2 separate regions of the Homo sapiens genome follow, and region 1 is linked to region 2. Evidence: chromatin contacts called from ENCODE Hi-C or POLR2A ChIA-PET data. All regions are on one chromosome and are shown on one strand. Each heading gives the region's core, a stretch centred on a gene start or an enhancer-like site at or near the end of the contact. The rest is flanking DNA. Distances are from core to core; before and after follow the strand shown.

Region 1 (2,700 bases), core at 166-2,665, 170 kb before region 2:
TTCCAGCCCCTGGTTTTCCCCTGTCCCTGCCTGGGTGGGTTATAAATAGCCAGGGCGCATCTGAAGGGCCCTTTCAGCCACAATTCCTCATTTGGTGCGGGCGGGTGAGGCTGTGGCGAGGGCTTGGGAACGACCAGGCCTGGCATTCCCCAGGGCACAAGTATGCCAGCTCAGGGCCTGGTACCACGGGTTCTTCTGTCTCCCGCCCGGCGGGCTCCAAGTGCATGGCATGGGCTGCCCACATGAGTCAGACCTGCAGGTGACACGAAGAAGGGCCTAAAACCCCACAGGCCCCTGCTGTGTTCCTTCCTCCACTCAAGAGGACATGAGGTGCCCTTGGAAGTCTGCCAGGATATCCTCGTCCCCGTTCCCCACACCTCTACACGGCATGGTGAGACTGACGCCCACTTCTTCCCAAAATCCCTGAACCCCACACAAGTGACTCCCTGAGTATCCAGGGCCTCTCTACTCCACCCTGTCCCCGGTGGCTGGAAATTCCAGTGAGTAATGAGAGTGCCCCTCCATCAGACACAGACTCCACTCACAGGCCCTCGGTGCCCCCCTGGAGGGGAAGTGACTCACCAGTCCCCACAGCTTCCCTCCCCTTCCCTGACAAATGCCCTGAGCCAGCCCTGGACCTGAGCTCCACACTCCATCTGCCTCGGCCTGGCTCCTAATGTTCTCCATAGAAGCAGCCTGCTTCAAAGGCCCCCCCAAACGGTTTATTCCAAAGCCAGAGGCCTCCCTCTCCGACTCTTTGGCCTCTGCAGTCTAGAGTTTCTCCAAGCCCTCAGCTGCCCTGTTGATGCAGGCACTGCCCCGACCACTCTCTGGTGTAGGCTGGCCCTTCATTCTCCCGCCTCCTGTAAATGTGGAGTCACTTGCTTGGGCCCAGCCTCAGCCCTCTGCTCCCTTCCCCCAGAGAAGCAGCCCTTCTCCCTTCCAGGCCAGTGGTGGCCCGCTGCCAGCTGCAGCCCTGGTGTCTTGCTGGGCTCTAGGTCTAGCACCTGCCCCGGCCACTGGGTCTCCTCACTTGGAAGCCCAGCCACGGCCCTTCCACTCCACACATCTGGACCAAAGGACCCTTCCTCCTTCTGAAACAGCTTCCCCTTCCGGGTTTCCACTTCTGTTAGTGCGGCCGCCATCTTACGAGTCTTCCTTCCCTCAACCCCCACATCCCTTTTACCAAGTCCTTCGGTTCTTCTTTTCCTTTGCCAAAGCCACCACCCCACCAAGCTTTAGAGCCTCTTACACCCACACGACCACACGTACTTCCCCACTTTGGCTCCTGATCTTGTCTGTCCATCTGTCTGTTCATTCATTCATTCATACCCAGAAAAGGCCTGGCATGGCACACATACGAGGCTGGGAGACGGGGCCCTTGCCGTTCTCAGGCTCTCGATCCGTCTGGGGTGAGGACGTGTGAACACACGAGGCAGTGTTCTCGTTTACCAGCCACCCTGGGGATGGAGGACAGTGGCACTAACGCTGCCTGAGAGTGAAAGCTTCACAGGACAGTGGCTTCTGAGTAGCATCTGGAAATAGGGAAGGGTTTCCAGGCAAAGAAGAGAAGGCCCGAAAGGAAAGGGTTAAGCAGCTTCAGCAACCCGGTTGCAGTGGCGCACCTGAAATCTCAGGTACTCAGGAGGCTGAGGTGGGAGGATCGTTTGAGCTCAAGAGTTGGAGGCTGCAATGAGCTATGATCGCACCACTGCACTCCAGCCTGGGCAACAGAGCCAGACTCTGTCTTGAGGGAGGGAGGGAGGGAGGAAGGAAGGAAGGAAGAGAGGAAGGAAGGCAGGTTAAGAAGCGCTGCTTGCTAGAGGACAGAAGATGAACTTGGAGAAGTGGGCTGAACAGCATCATGGAGGGTGAGGGGCATAAGCACACACCACACCTAGCTACTGTTTGAAATCTTTCGCAGCCACTGAGATTTCTGACACCATCAAGTCTAAATCTCAGTCTCCAATGGTTGACTCCCCACAGTCTTCCCCCACACCCACCCTCCATTCCCTCCTTCCCTGACCCAATCAGCAAGCATTTGTTAACGCCTGACCCAATCAGCAAGCATTTGTTAACGCCTGACCCAATCAGCAAGCATTTGTTAACCACCTGACCCAATCAGCAAGCATTTGTTAACGCCTGACCCAATCAGCAAGCAGTTGTTAACCGCCTGACCCAATCAGCAAGCATTTGTTAGCCGCCTGCTGTGCACCAGGCAGTGTGCTAGCATCGGAATGCAGCCATGGACAGGGAACCCCGTGCCTACCCTCGCGGAGCTGACAGTCTCAGGGACAGATTGACCTGGTGACTGACTCCCAAGGCAGTGTCAAGGGAGGGGCAAGGCCGTACTGGGGAGGGGAGCAGTGTCAGAACTCTGCAGCTGAGGTGCCACTTTTCTGGAAGGGATAACATGGAAACACCTATTGCGATTTTTTTTTTTTTTTTTTTTTTTTTTGAGACGGAGTCTCGCTCTGTCACCCAGGCTGGAGTGCAGTGGCATGATCTCAGCTCACTGCAACCTCCGCCTCCTCGGTTCAACCCATTCTTTCGCCTCAGCCTCCCAAGTAGCTGGGATTACAGGAACCCGCCACCAGGCCCGGCTAATTTTTGTATTTTTAGTAGAGATGGGGTTTCATCATGTTGGCCAGGCTGGTCTCGAACCCCTGACCTCAGGTGATCCACCCGCCTCGGCCTCCC
Region 2 (2,700 bases), core at 105-2,604:
GGCCAGGCTGGTCTCGAACTGCTGACCTCAAGTGATCCACCTGCCTCAGCCTCCCAAAGTGCTGGGATTACAGGCATGAGTCACCGTGCCCGGCTGAGTTTTCAAATCTTATTCATTTCCAGGTGTCCTTTCAGCCCCATATCTCCCACTGAGCTGTGCGGCAGGATCTCGGCTCACTGCAGCCTGGACCTCCCAGGCTCAAGCGATTCTCCTCCCTCAGCCTCCCAAGTAGCTGGGATTACAGGCATGTACCACCACGCCCATATATTTTTTGTATTTTTTGTAGAGATGGGATTTTGCCATGTTGCCCAGGCTGGTGTCAAACTCCTGGGCTAAAGCAGTCCTTCTGCCTCGGCCTCCCGAAGTGCTGGGTTTATGGGCATGAGCCATGGCATCCCGCCTGATCGTAGGATTTTAAACTATTTCATACAACCACTTTCAAACCACACACACACATCCGTGGCGGCTCCAGATCACACTTGTAAAACAATGTAAGGAGGGGCGTCAGGAATATAGAAAGAGATGCCGAGGATAGAGAAGAAGGCAGAGACAGAGGGAGAAAACCTAAGAGAGAACAAAGGAGGAGAATCCGATAGGACAAACAGCCTGAGGCCCTTCCGAGCTGGCATCTGCCCGGAGCAGCTGACCTAGGGGCTCTCTGCCACCGGCTCTTTAGCACCCCAGAATCGTTCTGATGGGCATGAGGTGGACCCAACACTCCCCCTTATCCTCTTCCCCACCTGGTGGTGAGCTACGTAGAAACCTACTCATGGGGCCCTGCTGGTCCATGCAGGGTCCAGGCAGGATCCAGGGGCTACCCTGGTGCTCACATCTCCCCTTCCCTTCTGGAGTCGGGAGCCAGGCTTTGGCCTGGATGCTCCCAGCGGTTGGGGGTCAGGGTCTGGGTGGGATGTAATAGGGGGCCCTAAGGTCCAGCATTTCCCAACAGAAAGAAAGAAGTACACGCTTGCTTTGGAAGAAGCAGCGGAGGGCTCAGTTCCCAGGACAGCTGAAGACACATCCCTGTGGGGCCCAAAGTGTCTTTCTCCCCATCCAGAGACCCTGCCCAGAGGAGCAGGCCCTGGAGCTGCAACAGAAACCGGAGGCTGGCCCAAGTCCCTCTGGGCTGGGCTGGGCTGGGCTGGGCAGAGCTGGGCTGGGCTGGGCTGGGCTGGGGCAGAGGCAAAATCCTGCCAGGGTGGTTCTCTGGGGAGAGGGGAATTGAAAAGGAAAAGCATCACCAAGGAGGGGGAGAGGGAGGGAGGCCGTGTGCGCACACGCACACACACACACACACACACACACACACACACACAGCCTCCCTGACTGAGCCTGAGCCTCCCTGGGAAGAGGCGCATTCTTCTCTCTGCTCTCTGAGCTTTCCGTTGCTTCCCTGCCCATCTGTGCTCTCAGCAGCACCAGCAAAGTTGGCCTCAAACTTGAACAAAGCTGCAGGCTCCAGCGTCTTTCTGGGAGCTCCGCGGGGGCAGCAGGCAGGCCCCAGCCTCTGAACTCAGCTGGCTTGAGAAGCTCAGCCCAACCCTTCCAGCACCCAGCCGGCCCTCCGTCTCCTGAGGGACGCCCCTGCCCCCGACCTGGAGGCCCTCAGTCTGGGCTGGGGAATGGCGCGCTGAGGTCCCTCCAGAGCCCCTTGTCCCAGCCTGGAGCTGCAGCCGCGCAAGGCCCAGGCCCCCATGGCCCACCCGGTGCAGTCCGAGTTTCCTTCAGCACAGGAGCCAGGCTCCGCCGCATTCCTGGACCTGCCGGAGATGGAGATACTCCTCACCAAGGCAGAGAACAAGGATGACAAGACCCTGAATCTGTCCAAGACCCTCTCGGGGCCTCTGGATCTGGAGCAGAACAGCCAGGGCCTACCCTTCAAGGCCATCTCCGAGGGGCACCTGGAGGCCCCACTGCCTCGGTCCCCCTCCCGGGCCAGCTCAAGGAGGGCGTCCTCCATCGCCACCACCTCCTATGCCCAAGACCAAGAAGCCCCCAGAGATTACCTCATCCTGGCCGTCGTCGCCTGCTTCTGCCCCGTCTGGCCCCTCAACCTCATCCCCCTCATCATTTCCATCATGGTAAGTGCTGGTCTTTGTTCCAGGGGCAGGGGCTGGGCCCAGGGGTCGGCAGGTGTTTCCCCCAGGCAGGCACCAAACACTGCCCAGGGTGTGGAGAAGAGAGAGCTGGGAGTGGGGGGCTTGGGGAAGACTCCTTTCCTCACTGGCCTCCTCCTTCCTCTTAGAGAGGGGCCCCGGGGCTGGAAGAGCTCCTGCTCTGTTCTCTCATCTCTGCTTCTGGGCATCAGAGCTCGACTTTGCACCTGTGTCTGCTGGGGAGGGGCCCTCAGGGAGCTGCCTGGCGATACATCCCGCGGGGCAGAAAGATAGCCAGGCTGGGGGTCTTGCTGTTTTAGGAGGGACGGGCGGTCCCAAAGGGTCATCGCCAAGTGGGGCTGTCTCAGCAGAGGTTGCACCGGACGGGGGTCCCAGCGCCCATGTGTCCTCCCAGGCCACCTGGACATGCTCCCAGCCTCTGCCGGCTCCGGTTTCCAAGAGTCGCAGCGGCTTCCCTGCCGTACCCTGAGGGCTCCGGGGCCAGGCTCCCCCGAGGGGCGCACAAAGCGGGGAGAGCTGGCAGACTGCTCCTCCCGAGGCGTGGAGTTCCCTCCGGAGCCCTCTGCAGCTCCACAGCTACGCT

Evidence for each region. A loop is a pair of places that touch in the nucleus more often than their neighbours do. ChIA-PET counts read pairs that join two places held with the same protein, here RNA polymerase II (POLR2A). Pooled maps may share reads with other maps.
Region 1: POLR2A ChIA-PET joins it to region 2 with 11 read pairs in MCF 10A. The contact joins the enhancer-like site here to the promoter of TRARG1 in region 2. A Hi-C loop is called at or near these places in 1 of 168 maps with a recorded cell type or tissue (CD8-positive, alpha-beta T cell), 3 of 37 single-sample maps with no recorded cell type and 5 of 50 pooled maps. POLR2A ChIA-PET finds 5 or more read pairs at or near these places in 3 of 52 experiments (H1, MCF 10A and activated CD4-positive, alpha-beta T cell).

What each region holds. Positions count from the first base shown.
Region 1 is chr17:1,110,847-1,113,546 of GRCh38, forward strand. All of the region lies in intron 2 of ABR (ABR activator of RhoGEF and GTPase), which reads right to left. Among named protein-coding and RNA genes, the nearest start is that of ABR, 68 kb to the right of the region's middle. Within about 2 kb of position 1,416, at least 2 of the 41 ENCODE cell types and tissues checked have a DNase peak (open chromatin) inside an H3K27ac peak, as active enhancers do.
Region 2 is chr17:1,278,308-1,281,007 of GRCh38, forward strand. It overlaps TRARG1 (trafficking regulator of GLUT4 (SLC2A4) 1 (gene/pseudogene)), which reads left to right and starts at 1,355. Exons shown (of 3, transcript NM_172367.3): 1 at 1,355-2,081. The coding sequence starts at 1,695.